2 separate regions of the Homo sapiens genome follow, and region 1 is linked to region 2. A link is an interaction called in ENCODE POLR2A ChIA-PET data of the cell type or tissue named here. Cell type or tissue: GM12878. All regions are shown on one strand. Each heading gives the region's core, and the rest is flanking DNA. Links, peaks and the distances in the headings are about the cores only.

What was found. Peaks named below come from ENCODE experiments on the same cell type or tissue, not always from the same donor. Only the 100,000 strongest peaks of a DNase experiment are listed, where the experiment ranks them.
Region 1: POLR2A ChIA-PET joins it to region 2 with 5 read pairs; 1 of 35 experiments calls an interaction of 5 or more read pairs at or near these places.

What each region holds. Positions count from the first base shown.
Region 1 is chr5:89,680,881-89,690,453 of GRCh38, reverse strand. The region is part of intron 1 of LINC02161 (long intergenic non-protein coding RNA 2161); the gene reads right to left. Among named protein-coding and RNA genes, the nearest start is that of LINC02161, 100 kb to the right of the region's middle. In GM12878, for the core only: no CTCF peak of the experiment used is centred there; a DNase peak (open chromatin) is centred at 4,496.
Region 2 is chr5:88,737,597-88,747,169 of GRCh38, reverse strand. All of the region lies in intron 6 of MEF2C (myocyte enhancer factor 2C), which reads left to right. Among named protein-coding and RNA genes, the nearest start is that of GSCAR, 45 kb to the right of the region's middle. RefSeq lists an enhancer at 2,557-3,756. In GM12878, for the core only: no CTCF peak of the experiment used is centred there; no DNase peak of the experiment used is centred there; H3K27ac peaks cover 3,122 bases.

The sequences.
Region 1 (9,573 bases), core at 2,962-6,961, 940 kb before region 2:
AGAGATACATTACCTAAGAAATCATGATAAAGAGGAAAAAATGCAGTAAGCACATATTATATAGCTGGGTAGCACGGATGAAAGAATGAGGTTTATATTCTTTCTGTTAATTTTGGGAATAAATGCCATTTTCTTATGGATTTTATGACTTTTCTTTGCTTGCTTTCTTTGTCCATTCCCTGTAAAACACAGTTGTCCTTAGCCAAGAAGATCTAAAAGCATTGCAGATTTCCAGTGCTCAAGTATCTTATACTCTCATTAAAGAACACAACATCACTCTTGAAGTGACAGAAAAGCTGTGGAATTTTCAAGGTTGTAATCACTGCCTAGGTCTCCAGTTAAACTAAAAGGAGAATAAAAAGTGGTGTAAGGAAGCTGTCTCAATCATCTACCACTGGGGAATTTATTATTACTATAAGGAGAATTAAACTGAGTGTATTAAGGGTAAAAGCAAACTGAAGGAGGTTAAATTCAACAAAAGTTACTTGGAAATATACTGGGTTGTTTAAAGAAATATGTTTCTGGTGGGCAGGAAGATAAAAATAAAATCCTGCAAGATTTAGTTGAGATTAGAGCTACTGTTATCCAAACTCCGACAGAGCATAGATAGATACACAGAAACACTATCCACTTGGAAATTTGAGACTTTCTATGAAGAAGGCATATATTAATAATTAATTTAGCAATAACTTCCCCCCATTTTATATGTTAAGTGTTAATATATTAGGAAAAACAGGTAGGCAAATTAAGGAAAAAAATTACATGCATAATTTTTCTACTGCTAATTGGACACATGCCCATATTTTCGGGTAGTTACACTGTATATGACTTAGCACAAATTTTATCACGTTTTATTCCATTAATATGATCCAGGGTTTTATTTTTAACGGCTGCATACTGTTCATTAAATCTGTCTATCATACGTTGCTTAAGTAGTCTTTTTAAGGTACTTCCAATTTTTCACTATCATAAACAGTGTGTATTCTCATAGCCAAATATTCTGTACTTTCATGATTGTTTCCCTATGATAGATCAAAGAGTGGTAAATATTTTAACCCTTGTGATATGTATCGTCAATTCTTTCATAGAAAATATACTGATTTACCTTACTCTGGTATTGTGAAAAGTAATTTTCTCCAGATTCTGAGCCTCATTAGATGTCATTTCTAGCTTGAAAGATAATATTTATATTTCATTGTTTAAATTTGTATTTATTAATTATTGATGATGTGAAATTTTTTCCTGTGTTTCTTCTTTTGGTTAATTTTTGCTTTTCCCCACTTTGTCCAACTTGTTACTGGTGACTTTTTCTTGATTTGTGAGAAATATTTACATATTAATTATACTGATTCTTTGTCCTCATATATGTTACAAATAAGATAAGGTTTTTTATTTGGTATTTTTAATAGTGAAATGTGACAATCTTTTCCTTCATACTTTCTATTTTGGTGAGATCATACATAATTTTTTATTTCAAATAACAGAATTAACATTAATATTTATTCTAGTGTTTTTATTTAGATCTTTTATTCATCTAGAATTTTGATGTATGATATGATATAGGAATCAAATTTTATTTCCCAATGATTAAAAGTTTTCCAAATGCTCTTTAATTCTTTCTCCATGGATTTGGCATGTGATATTTATTATATCCTCAATTATTAAATATAATTTTATCTGTTTCTGGTTTTTCTCTTCTTTGCTGTTGATATAATTCTAATTTAATTTATTTAGTAATTTTTACATATGGCATAATGTTAATTTTTCAAATGTTTCACATCCTTCAAATATATCCTCCAGAAAATTATCTGAACAATTTTGTCAGATATGAAAAAACAAACTTTCTGATATATTCTTTAAGATTGCAATAAGGTCATAGATTAATTTGGGAAGCACTCATATCTTTATAATATTTCATCTTTTTATCTAGATACATGGTATCTCGTTATTCATTTAGTTGTTTTTTTTCTGTAATCCTTAGGAAATTATGAACCATTGGTTCAAGAAGAACATTTATTAAAGAAACCCTGGAATGTTATTATGAAAGACTACAAAAACTGCTATAAAATCCTTGAATGAATTACACAAAGATTAACTGAATTTTGAAAATGTTTATATCTGTTTTGGGGAGAAATAATTTGGTTGTTAAAATATAGTCAAGTTAACACTATCTAGAGACAACATTTATGGTAACTAAATGATTATTACCACTTGTAGTTTTTATCAACTTTTTGCCCTAAATAAATACGTTGTGCTGAAAAGTATGCTGTACAATTTTCTTATTAAACAACAACAACAAAAAAGAAAAACAAAAGTGCCAGAAATAAAAGCAACATTTGATACACAGAAAGACAAAATACCTCAAAATATCAACATGAGGAACCTAGGTGTATTAATTACATGTGTATGAGTGAACCAGGAACACCTGGTCACTATCAGAGGCCAGCATAATGTCAAGGAAGGTAACCAAATTAGATGCTCATCATGTGATATATACCATTAGATCAAAAATAAATCCCTGGAACAGTACACATGTATGAAGACAGGGTTCAGGAACCCAGGAATGAAGACCATGTTAGGAATGGGAGTACATAGAGAAATATTTCTGGATACATCCTAAGAAAATACGCAAGGGTAAATTCCAAGTGCTGGCATTTGAAAATGTTTTAATTGGTCCATAACGGAGAGAGGAAACTCATGAAAGTTAAAATAATAGTATTTTACAGTTTTTTCTTTTTTCATCAGCGACATTAACCTGAAATCTTATGTTCTTATCAGGGTTTGATATCATAAAGGGTATGTCTTTTTGCATCCATTTACTTTCAACTTTTCTGCATTTTTCTATGGAAGATATGTCTCATAAATAGCAGGGCTTTTCCCCAAATTTTTATTGTCTGATAACCCTTTTCCTTGTACTGGAATAGTCTATTCATATTTAATATGGGTATAATATATTTACCTTTAAGTCTATCATTTTACTTTATCTCTCTGTTTTTATCTCTTCTATATTGACTTTCTTCTCTTCACTCTTTTTTCTAGATAGATTGCATATTTTTGGTGCCATTTCCCCTTCATATCAGTTGGTTTTCATATACACAATCTTTTATTATTCTTCCATTATTTAAAGATTGATACAATCTAACATAAATTATGTTTATAATTTCCTAGACAGCATCAGGATTTTAGTATACTTTCATTTCATTTACACTTTTTCTGATTGAATGCTATTTTTTGTCCAATCAATTTATAAATATGTATTAAGCCCCAGAGACCGAACTATTATTTCAAATAGTCAGTATTAATTTAGATTTATCCACATCTTAAATCATTCAATTACTCTTTATTCTTCCTTTTTCTGGGTTTGCATCTGGAGTAATTTCACTTATGCTTCAAGAAAATATTTTTCCCTTTTTGTGCAGGACCAGTAGTATCATTTCCTCAAGGTTTGTTTTTGAATGTTTTCATTTTACCTTTATTGTTAAATAATAGAATTTTAGGTTAGCAGCTAGTATCTTTCAGAATCTTAAAGATATTATTTCTATGATCTGTTTCTTCATATCATGGTTTGGGTTCGATTACTTTGCCTCTTCACATGCCCGCATTTCTGGTTTTTTTTTTTTAACTTTATTACCAGTCATTATGACATAAATGTTAGCAATAAATTGCAATTTTGAACAGTATTATCTTTCTCTAGTAAAAAAAAAAAAATTCTGTTTGGTGTCTAGGAGCATTTGCAAACACAGATTACATTAATCCAGTCATAAATTGAGATGAGTTGAAACTCTCATCGTTACGAGATCTAACTTATTTCCTGTTTATCCTTCTTCCTGAATGTAGCCATTTGGCATACTGACAAAACACTGAGGCTTTTATCAGGGGTATCCTAGTGGCTCTAATGTCAATTTCCTCATCCCTGGCCCCACACCCAGTCCTGAAAGTCTGTTAAAAGTACTCCTCAGCATCTTGGTTTCTCAGCTCCTGCTTTCAAAATTAGCAGTATTCCTAAATAATAAGTGGCCCCAGAAGGACTTCCTTTTTCTCTTAGCTCTTGACCCACAATTTTTTCCAGCTCTGGTAATTCTCTGATGCCTACAAAGAGGATTATACACGGACACACACACACACACACACGCACAGAGCACACACCACACACACATGCACACACCACACACACACACACACACACACAAATTGAGAGAGAGAGAAAGTAAGAAAGCCAGTTAGTGGTTCTAGTTGTCATCAGTACAAGGATTGATTTGAATGACCTTGTCTGACCTTGTCTATCTTTCCTAGAGGTCATTTTATTCATTTTAAAAATTTCCCTAAGCTAGAAGGGTTGAAAATTGAATTTCAAATGGTAATGAATAGTGAGAATCTTGACTTACCTTAGTTTCTCACAAGATATTGCTAGCTTGTCACCATGGAACTAAAAATATAAACTGAAAACCAGGGAAAGAGACTGCAGCAATGAACTTACATGACAGTGTGGCTAGAAACTAACACCTATGTGTATAATAGCAACAAAACAATATCTGTAGAATTAAAAATAGAACTTGGCTGATGAATGGAGAAGATGCACATATGCTGGCGTTCTTCTGTTCTGCTGATGGATCAGATTTTATTGTATTTCATACCAAATGACTTTAGGTCAGGACTGTCTTCACCTAATTTAAAGTTCTTGATCCCCTGGGCCTTTACCTGGACAGCTTTCATCTGGGCTTAAGCACAGAAACAAATTTATGAGATAATATAAATTAATAGGTCATAAGTTTCTGTGTCAAGAGTAATAATTTAGTGGCTTTCATGTTTAGCATTACATAAACAACAATGACAATATCTAGCATTACTGAATTCAGTTGTATATTCAAGGAATAATCAGTACTGAACTTTAAACTACTCAGTATTTGCCTTTAGAATTTCTTACACTTTGAGTTTGCTGACAACAAATTCTTTTAGCTTTTGTTTGAAAATGTCTTCCTTTTGTCTTTATTTTTGAGGATACTTTCACTTGGTGTAGAAATCTAGTTGACAGCTATTTTTATTTTTATTTTTCTCTCATCACTTTAAAGTTGGCATTCTATTATCTTTTGGCTTGCATTGTTTCTGATGAGATGTCAACCATCTTTTTTGCTGTTGTTGTTCTCTTGTAAACGTAAATGTAAAGCGTCTTTTAACTCAGTTTATTTAATTAATTTATTTATTTTTGAGATGGAGTCTTGCTCTGTGACTCAGGTTGGAGTGCAATGGCACGATCTTGGCTCACTACAACCTCCACCTCCCGGGTTCAAGTGATTCCCCTGCCTCAGCTTCACAAGTAGCTGGGATTACAGGGCCCGCCACCATGACCAGCTAATTTTTGTATTTTTAGTAGAGATGGGGTTTCACCATGTTTGCCAGGCTGGTCCCAAACTCCTGACCTCAAGTGGTTTGCCAGCCTCGGCCTCCCAAAGTGCTGGGATTACAGGTGTGAGCCACTGCGCCTGGCCAACTATTTATTTTTTAAGGATATTTTTCCTTTAAACTTGTTGTTCACTAATTTGACAATGATATATCTAATGCAGTTTTATTTGTACTTATCTTACATGTATTCTTTGAGCATTTTATTTCTTTTTTAAAAATTTTTATGTTTAACTTCTGTGGATACATAGTAGGTTTGTATCTTTGTGGGGTACATGAGATGTTTTGATACAGCAGGCAATATGAAATAATCATGTCATGGAGAATGAAGTATCCATCCCCTCAAGTATTTTTCCTTGGAGTAACAAACAATCCAATTACACTCTTTAAGTTATTTTAAAATGTACAAAAAATTTATTATTGCCTATAGTCATCCTATTGTGCTATCAAATAGTAGGTCTTCTATATTCTTTCTAATTTTTTGTGCCCATTAACTATCCCCACCTCACCCACAGCACCCACACTGCACTACCCTTCCAAGCCTTCAGTAACCATCATTCTACTCTCTCTGTCCATGAGTTCAATTGTTTTGATTTTTAGATTCCACAAATAATTAAGAACATGTGCTGTTTTTCTTTCTATGCCTGGCTTATTTCAATTAACATAATGATCTCCAGTTCCATCCATGTTGTTGCAAATAACTATATGTCATTCTTTTATATGGCTGAATAGTACTCCATTGCTCCATTGTGTATACTTGCCACATTTTCTTTATCCACTAATCTGTTGATGTACCCTTATGTTGCTTCCAAATCTTAGCTATTGTAAATACAGCTGCAACAAATATAGGAGTGCAGATATCTCCTCAATATACAGATTTCCTTTCTTTTGGGTATATACCCAGCTGTGGGTTGCTGGATCATAATGGTAGCTCAACGTTTAGTCTTTTGAGGAACCTCCAAACTGTTCTCCAAAGTGACTGCGTAATTTACATTCTCACCAACAATGTACAGGGTTCCCTTTTCTCCGCATCTTTGCCAGTGTTTGTTATTGCCTGTATTTTGGATATGAGCCATTTTAACTGGGGTGAGATGACATCGCACTGATTTGCATTTTTCTGATGACCAGTGATGTTGAGCCTGTTTGCCCTTTGTGTGTCTTCTTTTGAGAAATGTCTATTCAAATCTTTTGCCAATTTTTGATCACATTATTAGTTGTTTTTTTTTTTTGTATAGTTGTTTGAGCTTCTGATATATTCTGGTTATTAATTCTTTGTCAGATGAGTAGTTTGCAATTATCTCCCATTCTGTGGGTTGTCTCTTCACTATGCTGACTGTATTTTTTGCTGTGTAGAAGCATTTCAGCTTGATGTGATCCCATTTCTCCATTTTTGCTTTGGTTGCCTGTGCTTGTGGGTTATTACTCAATAAATTTTTGCCCAGACCAATGTCCTGGAGATTTTCCTTCCATGTTTTCTTGTAGTAGTTTCACAGATTCAGGTCTTAGATTTAAGGCTTTAATATATTTTGATTTGATTTTTTATGTGGGGAGAGATAGGGCTCTAGTTTCATTCTTTGAATATGGAAATCCAGTTTTCTAACACCATTAATTAAAGAGACTGTCTTTTCCCCAGTGTGTGTTCCTGGCAGCCTTGTCAAAAATTAGTTCACTATAGATGAATTTGTTTCTGCGTCCTCTATTCTGTTCTATTGGTCTATGTGCATGTATTTTATGCTAGTTTTGATCACTGTAGTCCTGTAGTATAATTGGAAGTCAGGTAATGTGATTCCTCCAGTTGTTCTTTTTGCTTAGAATAGCTTTGGCTATTCTGGGTCTTTTGTGGTTCCATATAAATTTCAGGATTGTTCATTGTATTTCTGTGAAGAATGTTATTGGTAATTTGATGAAGATTTCATTGAATCCGTAGATTGCTTTGGGTAGTATGGACATTTTAACAGTGTTGATTCTTCCAATCCATGAACATGGAATAGTTTCTCATTTTTTGATGTCCTCTTCAATTTCTTTCATCAGTATTTTATAGTTTTCATTAAAGAAATCTTTCACTTCTTTTGTTAAGTGAATTCCTAGTACTTAATTTTGTGTGTGGCTATTGTAAATGGGATTTTTTTAATTTCCTTTTCACATTGTTTACTGTTGGTATTTAAAAAACGCTGCTGATGTACGTATGTAGATTTTGTATTCTGCAATTTGACTGAATTTGTTTATCAGTTCTAATAAGTTTCTTTTTGAGTCTTATAGTTTTTCCAAATATAAGATCATATCATCTGCAAACACAATAATTTCACTTCTTCTTTTCCAATTTGGATGCTCTTTATTTTTTTCTGTTGTCTGATAGTTGTAGCTGGGACTTCCAGTACGATGTTGAATAACAGTGGTGACAGTGGGCATCCTTGTTATGTTTCAGATCTTAGAGGAAAGCCTTTCTAATTTTCCCCATTCCGTATGATACTAGCTGTGGGTCTGTCATATATGGCTTGTATCATGTTAAGGTATCTTCCTTCTATCTCCAGTGTTTTGAATATTTTTCTCATGAAAGGATGAATGCTTTTTCAACACCAATTAAAATAATCATATGGTATTTATCCTTCATTCTGTTGGTATACCACATTGGTTTGCACATGTTGAGCCATCCTTGCATCCCAGGAATATTTTTTACTTGGTCATGATAAATGACCTTTCTAATGTATTTTTTTTTCTTTTGAGACAGAGTTTCACTGTTGTTGTCCAGGCTGGAGTGCAATGGTGCAGTCTTGGCTCACTGCAACCTCCACCTCCCAGATTCAAGCGATTCTCCTGCCTCAGCTTCCCAAGTAACTGCGATTACAGGCATGCACCACCACACCTGGCTAATTTTGAGTTTTTAGTAGAGACAGGGTTTCGCCCTGTTGGTCAGGCTGGTCTCAAACTCCTGACCTCAGGTGATCCACCTGCCTCAGCCTCCCAAAGTTCTGGGATTACAGGTGTGAGCCACCACGCTTGGCCTCTAATGTATTGTTGAATTCGGTTTGCTAGTATTTTTGTAGAAGATTTTTGAGTCAATACTCATCAGATATATTGGCCTGTATTTTTCTTTACTTGATATATCTTTGTTTCCATAACAGGGTAATACTGGTCTCATAGAATGAGTTTAAAAGTATTCTCTCATCTATTTTTTGGAATAGTTTGAATAGGTTTGGTATCAGTTCTTCTTCAAGCATTTGGTAGAATTCAGCAGTGAAGCCATCAGGTTCTGGGCTTTCTTTACTGAGAGAATATTATGGCTTTTTTTTTTTTTAAGACAGAGTCTTGCTCTATCACTCAGACTGGAGTGCAGTGGCACAGTCTCGGCACACTGCAACCTCTGCCTCCCAGGCTCAAGCAATTTTTGTGCCCTCCAGAGTAGCTGGGAATACAGGTGCATGCCACCTCACCCGGCTAATTATTGTATTTTCAGTAGAGACAGATTTTCACCATTTTGCCCAGTCTGGTCTCAAACTTCTGACCTCAACTGATCCACCCACCTTGGCCTCCCAAAATGCTAGGATGTCAGGCATGAGCCATCCTGCCCAGTCATTTTATTATGGCTTCTATCTCATTACTTGTTGTTGGTCTGTTCAGGTTTTGGATTTCTTCCTGGATCAATCTTGGTAGGTTACATGTATCTAGGAATTTGTATATTTCTTCTAAATATTCCACTTTATTGGCATATAATTGCTCATAGTAGCCACTAATGATTCTTTGATTTTCTATAGTATCAGTTGTAATATCTGCTTTCTTATTTCTGATTTTATTTTTTTGGATATTCTATCTTTGTTTCTTAGTCTGGCTAAAGGTTTCTCAATTTTGTTTAACTTTTCAAAAAATCCACTGTTTCATTGGTCTTTGGTATTTTTTAAAATTTCAATTTCATTTATTTCTGCACTGATCTTTATTATTTATTTTCTTCTGTTAATTTGGGGTTTGGTTTGCTTTTGTTTTTCTAGTTCTTTAAGATACACCATTATATTGTTTATTTGAATATTTTCCTTTTTTTAATGTAGGCACTTATAGGTATAAACTTCCCCCTTAGTACTGCTTTTGCTGTATCCCATAGGTTTTGGCATGTTGTTTCCATTATCGTTTGTTTTAAGAGAATTTTCAATTTCCTTCTTAATTTCTTCATTGACCCACTAGTCA
Region 2 (9,573 bases), core at 3,694-7,693:
TAAGTTTAATGATCCTCTAGGGATAGAGAAGACTCTCAATCCTGTAGGCATAAAAGTTTGACACACGTAGGATATAGTAACATTGAACTAACAAAATCTTATGCACTTAGCAAATTCATCCTCTTACCTCAGGACCTCTACCATAGGTATGAGAATCTTCTAATTCAGAAATAGAAGAAAACCAAAAGAAAGATACTGAATTACTCCACCCTGGTGATAATAAATATTATATCTTGATTGCATATTATAGCTACGAGCATGTAGTTTTCACAGTTTCTATATAGCTGTGAAAGTGTTACCCATATTTTAAAAATAGAGGAAGAAGCCCTTTCTAACTCTGGTCCCAAGGAACACCTGTTGCAGATGCCACTTAGTCTCAAGCTTAGCTGTCATGTCCTACTCATAAACTCAGCCATCTTCCCCTTCTTTCTCATGCCAACCAGTATCATATGTCAGGCTGAATATATCCGTGCTGATGTCAGAGAATCACATAACACCAGAGGAAAACAAGGCCAGCCAGAATGTTGCTACATTTTCAGAGAAGAAAACCAAAGCAAAAAGGCCAAAATATAGCTTCCAAATTTTGCATATTGTCATTGAAATTCAAGGTTTCAGATAAAGTTTGAAACTCTTGAGGCCAAGTGGCGAGACTGCAATTACGTTACTTTTTAGCAGCTGCAGTTTTTTTCTAAATCAAGTCATCTCACTTTGTTAAAAAAAAAAAAAAAGTGAGAGGGAGGGAGAGTCTCATGAGGCAAGGAAGTAAATTGAACATTTATTTTGTGCCTATAAATACTAAAAGACCAAAAAGGTAAGCATGCTTTTTTTCAGCTCAGTTTTATCATAAAGTGTAGCATCTTTCCCATCCAGTGCCTGAGCCATCCTTTTCTCATCATACCATCATCCAGTAAGTTTCTAGAACATCCTAATTCATCTCCCTGCTTTATATTGCATCCTGCTTCAGTCTCCCCAGGACTGCTTGTTCTTTCTTAAAACCTTAAGCTAACTGTAGGTCATCATTCACATGCCAAAAATCCAGCCATGGCTTCTCTTTGAAAATTAACAGTGAATATCTTATCCCTAGGCCCATTCCTACTCTCCAGCCTTAACCTTCTTCCCTTCTGCCACTGCTATCAAGAACCCGGCCCTCCAGCTCTACTAACAGTAGACATCTAAACTGCTCTTACTGTGCACTCTACAAAAAGCATCATTCTCATAATAGTCGTTTAAATTAAGTGTTCACATTATGCCCTTTCTACAGATTAGGAAACTGAGGCACAGGGAAATTAAGTAATTGCACAAGGAAGAGCCCAGGTAGTCAGGTCCCATACTGTGTGTTTGTATGTGTGTGTTTTGAGACAGTGTCTTGCTCTGTCACCCAGGTTGGAGTGCAGTGGCACGATCTAGGCTCACTGCAGCCTCAATCTCCTGGTCTCAAGCAGTCCACCTCCCTCAGCCTACTGAGTAGCTGGGACCACAGGCATGCACCACCATGCCTGGCTAATTTTTTAATTTTTTTCCTTATAGAGATGGGGTCTTGCTATGGTTTTCAGGCTGGTCTTGAACTCCTGGATTCAAGCAATCCTCTCTCCTTGGCTTCCCAAAGTGCTAGGATTACAGGCGTGAGCCTCTGCACCCGGCCTCAGTGTGTGCTCTTAATTGCTACACTGTGCCGCCACTTGGCAATGTCACGGCCGCTTACTCTTACCTATGCAATCCTAGCATGCCTTTCCTTCTTCTGCTTCATGCTATTGAGCACTCTTTGTCATCCCACAGAATTCAGTTCAGCCATTTGAGAAAAGCCTTTCCTGACTCTAACAGACAAGTTATGCACCTCTTTCCTGTGCTTACATAGTAGCCTGTACCAACATTACATTTCTCATTGCATTATGATTGCAACATCTGGGCACATCTCTCTAGGACGCTCAGCTCTGTGGAGGCAAACTCTTTCTCATTCAGTTTGTATGCCCAGTTTAACACCTAAGCGTTAGCACACAGCAGATACTTGGTAAATGTTTGTTAGCTGAGTAAGGGAAAAATAGATCTTCTAGCCATGAAGTTTTAATAGTGTTGATGTAAACCAGAAGGAACATTTCAAATAAATTATGTAATTTTCAATAAAAAAAGATATACCCTTGATCTGTAACTCACAAAAATAATGTATTCTTCTGAAACAGTATACAACGAATGTTTAATTAACCATTTGATTAAATGGCTGAGTACCCTGGGCCAATAAAGCAAAGTTTCATTAACTCCTCTAATATTCTTAACGGAAAACCTGAAGAGCTGACATATAGTAGTAAATGAAATGTGGGTTGGTATCTCAGACCATCACAAATCACCTCTTAATACAACTTCTTATCATCACTTAACTTGAAATACTTTCAAAGATGAAGACAAAGGGTAATAAAGAAGTAGCAGGATGGAGTTGTACTCTTGGTATAAGAGAAATATACAGCAAGTCATTATAATACATTAGTTAGTAACAGTGACTTTTCTAAGGTTTCAGTTGATGGTTATTCATCCACTACTTAATTCTTTCCTCTTAACAACCTAAATGAAAAGTCACTGCTTTTAAAATAACATTTTGTCATAACTCTATAAAACTTTTTTTTTTGAGACGGAGTCTTGTTCTGTCACCCAGGCTGGAGTGCAGTGGTGTGATCTCAGGTCACTGCAACCTCCGCCTCCTGGGTTCAAGCAACTCTCCTGCCTCAGCCTCCTGAGTAGCTGGGACTACAGGTGCACGCTGCCATGCCCAGCTAATATTCTGTATTTTAGTAGAGATGGGGTTTCACCCGTTGTCCAGGCTGGTCACAAACTCCTGAGCTCAGGCAATCCGCCCACCTCGGCCTCCCAAAGTGCTGGGATTACAGGCGTGAGCCACCATGCCTGACCACATTAAAGCTTTTAACATGCTAATCTGAGTGGTTATTGATGATGGTAAGATCAAGTTCGGTTGTTTGTAGTCATTAGATTTAATGGAAATAACCATTAGCAGAGCAATGCCTTGTGTTGGATTATTCACTATCCCGTTAGTATCCTTTGTTTTCACTTTGATAATACGATTGCCTTTTATTGAGTAGAAAGGACCAGTATGCTCAAGGAGTTATTGATTCATAGTTGAGATCAAAAAAAGAGAAAAAAGAAATGAAAAACCTTTAGGAATTCCTTTGAACATTTAAGATAATTTTACAATCTACATAGCTATTTGACAGTAAGGCAAAGGAGATTTATGTATATTGGTTAATAATTTTAATTGGCATTTATTGTAAATTAGATATAATTTTATAAAAAAGAAACTAACATCTGTTTTCTTATTTTGAATGTTAATTGTTGACTATTTTATGCATTTGGTTATCAAGCATTGTCACTTCTGGAATGCTTAATTTATGTCAGCTAAATACATGGAGAGTTGATGGTGGCAGTGTACTGCCGTGGATAAATATTGAGCAGTGAATAAGAGATCTGGTTTCCAGACTCTGGAAAGACTCCATCTAGCAAGACCTTAGGTCATGACTCAGCACCTTTGAACTTAGTACTTACTCAGATTGGAGATAAGAAACAAATATTTTTACAATCCATTTACACGCAATGTTTTATGATAATATAATCATAAAATTTTGCTTATGTTTTTGTAATTCATCTAGCATTGAAAAAGAAAAAACTTAGCATATTACAAAATAGAACTAAGTGGAAAGAGGAAAGGTCAGACAATGCTTAATTTTTCTGTACCAGCACCATTGTTTTGCAAGTATTTGTTTTCAAGAATACTTATCAAAAATTTCTTGGCTGACTTTCTTATTGGCCAGAAAGACTTCTCTGCAATTCTTACTTAGTGACTTAAAATATCAGTGAAGTGGTTAAAAATTTAGTTTAAAAAGTTGGCTTTAACAAGTTTGCATTTTTTGTTGCCCAGGAAAACATAACTTAAGATTGCAATATTCAAGAAAGGGAGAAAGATACTTAATTACCCTCAAATAAGAAAACTAATTGTTAGTATAAAGATATAATTTTTATATTATTTTTAAAATATTATTAAGCAGCAAATGAAAAAAATCTAGGTTAATAGTTGGGTTCTGTTTTGAAAGTATTGTTCCATTAGTTTGAATTGTTCTGAATTAAAAATTCTGAATTCATTGGCAGTTTTACCTTGGGAGTTCACCCAAAACATAAGTAAATAACTAACGGCATTGCTTTATTATTATTATTTATGAAATTAAGTAACAATGATATTTTTAACCCAAACCAAGTTTATCAAGATTAAAGAAAAAAAAAAACCTAGTCCTCAAATTAGATAGCTACAGCATGTGGTATGCAGCTACTGCCAAGAAAATCAGTGTTCACTTTCCATATACAAAACCAAGCAAATTATAGATAAACCATTACCTTGATACCATTCTCTAGGGGCTCATGTTGAAGTGGGAAAGGCAGGTCAAAGACAAGACAAATGAAAAATGTTACAGGTTAAGTCAGGATGTTGTAAAATATGCCTTCGACCCCTTTGGTTTGACTTCATTCTTAAGGAGTTTGATTTCCAGAGGAAAAAAAGAAAATTTTAGGTTATAACTTCCTAGAGAGTGTTTTAGCAGATTTTAGAGCCCTTTGTTTATCCTGATTTCTGACTTCACAAATTGTATCCTTTTTATTCTCTATCCTTCTATATCTACAGTAAAGTACTGTGAAGATTGGTTTCTTTACTCATATCCCATTGATTTAACCTAATAGTGTGAAGGATAAGAAAACCTTGGTTGTTTTTAATATTAAATTCAAGCCGTTAATATTTCCCCCTGAAATACTAGTTTTATTCAGAATTTGTCTTTTTTTCTCAAAGCAGTCTTTTCTCTTTATACACCTATTAGGTTCCTCTTCCCTATCTTTGGCATCATGATAAGATTTTATTTGGAGATAACACAGAAAGGAAAGCTTTTTTCATAATCATCAGTGATGTGACATTGTGCATCAGTAGAGAGCAGATGCTGAAGGGGGGATTTGGTTAAAAACCCCCTCTTTTGGAAATCAGTTTTTTACTTACCAGGGACTTTCTCACTCGGTGCTTCAAGGCTGTCAGCCAAGAGTATAATCTGCTGTTTTTAGACAAACCTTTGCCAATCACTTAAATTTTGCAGTTACACTTACATAGTATGTTTCAGTTGAATTTCAATCCAAAGAATATTTAGTCATGATACAGTATCATATTTGAAAGATCATTAGCTATGTTAAACTTAAGTATTATACCAAGAACCTTGGATAAACAGTTTAAATTTATAACCAACTGATACGTCCAAAAGGTGCTAAGTGTTCACTGTGTTTATTTATTATTGCTCCATTTCAATTGTTTTAACTGAACTCAAATTTAAGTTTATCTATTTTACTAGACATTATGCCTTCTTTTTACAATTTCTTGACCTTAGAGTCCACCCACCACCTCCAGTTATTATAAAGAACCGATTATGTTGTATTTAAAGTATAAGGAGGAAAAAGCCCTGCTATACTAATATAGAACATTATAATATAGTAGTAAGAGAAAACTAAATCTATGGCCAGTTTACATATTCAAACATTATAACATTAATTTACATAACAATCAAGAAAACTGAATCTTTAGTTGGCTCTAATATTAAGCAACTCAGTGAAAACCGTAAAACCATGGACCAAAATTTTTGCCCAAGGAGTAGTTTGGGAAAAGATTCCAGAGGCAGATATTCAAAAAAATAAAACAACCAAGGAAAGTATGTGATATACAAATTATTTTAGGGATGGCACTATTGCCCTTGAAAAGTCTGTTAAACTCCTCTTTTTCCGGATTGTTGTAAAAATTAAATGAGATAACTGATGCAAGGGGTCTAGCACAGTTTCTGCCCCAGAGTAAGTGCTTGTTAATAAATGTGAGCTATGGTTATAATCATCTACATTCTTGATTTTCTAGCCTTTCTGGTTATAATGTTTAGCTTAATGCAGTTCCAGTAGTATTTATGAAATGTGTGGTGAAGGGAGCACACCAGTAGGCTTCACAGAGATGTCCAGCACGGGGCTCCTATCCTCAAGGGTGGAAGTAAAGCGGATGTATTAATAAATCTGAAGCAGAATGTGAGAGCAGTACAGTACAGTGCAACACATTTCACTTTGAACGTTATGAACTTCTGATGTGTTCGCAGCAGTTGTGTAAATGTTAAAACCACAAGTAATTATTCTTTCTCTTCTGTCATGCTCTCTCTAATTTATACTGTCTCAATATTTTTGTTTATAAAAATGACTGAAAGAATGAGCGATTGTGTCAATAATGAAGACACCCCCTCATTTTTAGCAAAGAGACAGCCCCAAAATCTCAAGAAGTGAACAATTAAATGAGTCATAAATCTATCATTCATAGTTAAATGGAATTTTTTAAAGATAGTGTGGTTCAATAGCATTTTTATGGTGCAATTAAAAACTATCCCTTCAGTAAATCAGTACCCAAAGGAGAATGATATTTGGGTTTTTTTTTTTTTTGTACTGGAGACATCAGATTGTCAATTTCTTCCTTATTTGCAAATACAAGGATGCATGCTAAATCTCAGACATCTGGCTTTTGTAATGTAGTGGTAGCAACCTGCATTTTGGATTCAAATCAAAGCCTCTTCCTTGCTGACAGGGTGATCTCAGTCAAGTAACGGAAGCTTCTTAAGCCTCAGTTTCCTCATCTGTCAAAAGCTGGGATGGTGATGCCTAAATCCGCATGACAGTTAGGACAAATGAGAAAATGTTCGCCAACACAAACCTACTTGATGGACTCTCAATCTTTGGAAAAACAACTTAGTAATAAGTAAAATTTCTTTACCTCTCCCTCACAATCCAGAGCTTACACAGTATGTGCTGTACGTTAAAAGCTCATTGTCTCATTGACAGACTGTTAATTTCACACACACACACACACACACACACACACACACACACGCAAAATCGCTGAACAAAACACAGCCCAAGAAACGTCAAGGACAAATAGGCTAGATATGAAATTCCTGAAGCTCTGGTCCAGCATCAGGTGACATGGTCAAAGAGAAGAGACAGCTCTCTTTTTAGAACGTCTGATGCCCCTGAACTGGTATGGCCAAGAATAGTTCTTGGCTTTGGTATAGTCTTGGGGTATTTCTCTAAGAATATACCACAAAATGCACTGAGGTTTCAGAGAAGTTTCTTCATAGTTTAACATTATGCATTATTATATAATTTCCCTAAGAAACCCCCAGAAAAAGTGGAGCCTTTATTTTGTGTGTAAGAATCCCTAATTAGGAGTCTTTAGCAAGATAAGAATCAGAAATCTGATTTGCCCCCTTTCTACATTAAGCATATTGAAATTTTCATCATACCCAGATTTCTGACCCCTGAATGTTTTGTGGTTGCCTTTTCTCTTAGAGCTATTCAATGTAAAATATCTTTTTTTCTCAAAAAAATAAAAATAAAAACAAAACTGATTTTGATACACAACAGCTGAATAACTCACAGTTCCTAGCATATGTAACAAGGTTTCAGGCATTCAGGCTAGGACTGCAGTCTAGAAGATCATATTTTTCCACTAATTTTTTTTTCAACTGTCACTTCCAGTAGAGTAGGGGATTGTATGAGCAAGTTTATGATACACAATTTAAAGTAATTTTCTATAAAAAGATGTATGTTCATTTGAGGCACAAAACAATATCCTGATATTGGAAACTAACTTTTAATCTTAAAACTTTAAAAACTAAAATATAAAATTAATTGATGATAGTGAGCATTATTATGTATGTGACATTTCCTGTCTAACAACCCAGTATGCTGTAACTGTTTTCAAAATTGCTTTATTTTTTTTTTAAAGTGAGTAAAACATTTTGTTGAAGTAAAAGCAGCAAATTGATACTTCAGAGGTCCAGCTGTGTGTTCAGCTTAATGTTTTCCTGTGTCAATTTGCTTCAAATCCCTCAAAATCAGATACTATTAACAAATTACTAAACAAAATTATTTTTATACATTTATATATTAGAAGTTATTTCCCGGGTAACAACTAATCGCAGATACTAAAAAATACTGGACATTTCACTGTAACATTGGGTGTTTCTGATAGAAGCTGGTCTCTTAAATTGACAGTAAGTAAGTAAGCATCATTACCATTTAAGTATATTACAGGGGAGAAGATTATTGACTAAAATATTACAAAATCTACTTTTAAAAGCATATTTAATCATCCACTCAAAATAGCACACTAAAAGTTAAACAGCTACTCTGGTGTTCAGTGTAGCTAAACTCAGTATTTCCTACTTGTAAATATTTATTTATCCAGAAAGAGACCAGAAATATGGTTTGAACATCACCATTCTGTGCCTCTTTATGAGAATTCAGTGTCTTCTGAACCAGAACTACTATTTACTATGCCCAAGTTGACCTTACAACATGTCCCTCAAACTTGCACATCACCTCTGGCTTAGGACAACCTTGACTGTCCTGTCCCTAGTTGTGTCCTCTCTTCATTTGTATCCCCATAATTTGCAAATGAGACTCGACATAGAAAGGCTTTCACTATCTCAGAGCATGACTGGTTCTGAAGGAGCAGTGTAGTGTTGTACTTCAGGGCATGGACTCTGGACATACTGCTTGGGTTCAAATCATAGCTTCACCAGTTGATAGCTGTTTGACATTGAGCAAATTCCTGGACCTCTCTTTTCTTCGGTTTTCTCATTTCTCATTTTTCATAGGGATACTATTAGTATCCCACAGGGTTGTTCTTGTGAAGATTAAAAGTGCTTTATATCCATGTACAATATCTAGCACTTACATAGCAGTTACAAGTGCCTGGTACTCTTCTGAGCAGTTAATGTGTATGCTTAATGTTGTGTTGTTGGTAAATAATACTATACACTGTGTTAGCGATTGCTAATATTGTTGGATGGTAAGATTGTCAATGACTGCCTCAGATGAGTACCTGAGAGCCTCTCATTCAGATTACTTTCATGCTTCTCTCACACTAGGGAAATACTTCTATTGAGAAAACTAAGGCTCTGTAGGGTTGAGAGAACTCTTAACAGAAACATTTTGAGTAGAACCTAGATTACTCTGCCTTATCTTTTTTTTGTCCCCAACTCCTGGATGCCTGTAAACCTTTCTCTCTGCGCTGCCTCATTCAGACATCATTTCTCATGTATTCTAGAGCAAGGCGTTCTAACTAGCTTCTCTAACAGCAGTCCAACCCCCTTTTGTCTCTCCTTTCCACTGCCATCATTGTTCCTTTCCTAACACAAATTTAATAAAGCTAACAACTAAGAAGCTATCTTAGGCACTCATTTTCTAGAGTATAAAATTTGGTAAAAGCTTAGTATAAAGCCTACAGTGTAAAGTTAACATAATCTTAGAGGTTCATGTTAGCCAAGCCTTCTTTTTCAACTTCGGAAAACTTTCTGCTCTTCAAGATCCATTGTTTCATCTTCAGAGGAATGCCCCTCCTTCTAAACTCTGAGATCTCTCTGTCCTGCATTCCTTCTCTCCGCAAAGCCTCTCTCTGAACCATCTGATAAATTCCTGTTCACTCTTAATAGCCACCCTGCCACCATTCTTTTCCCTAGG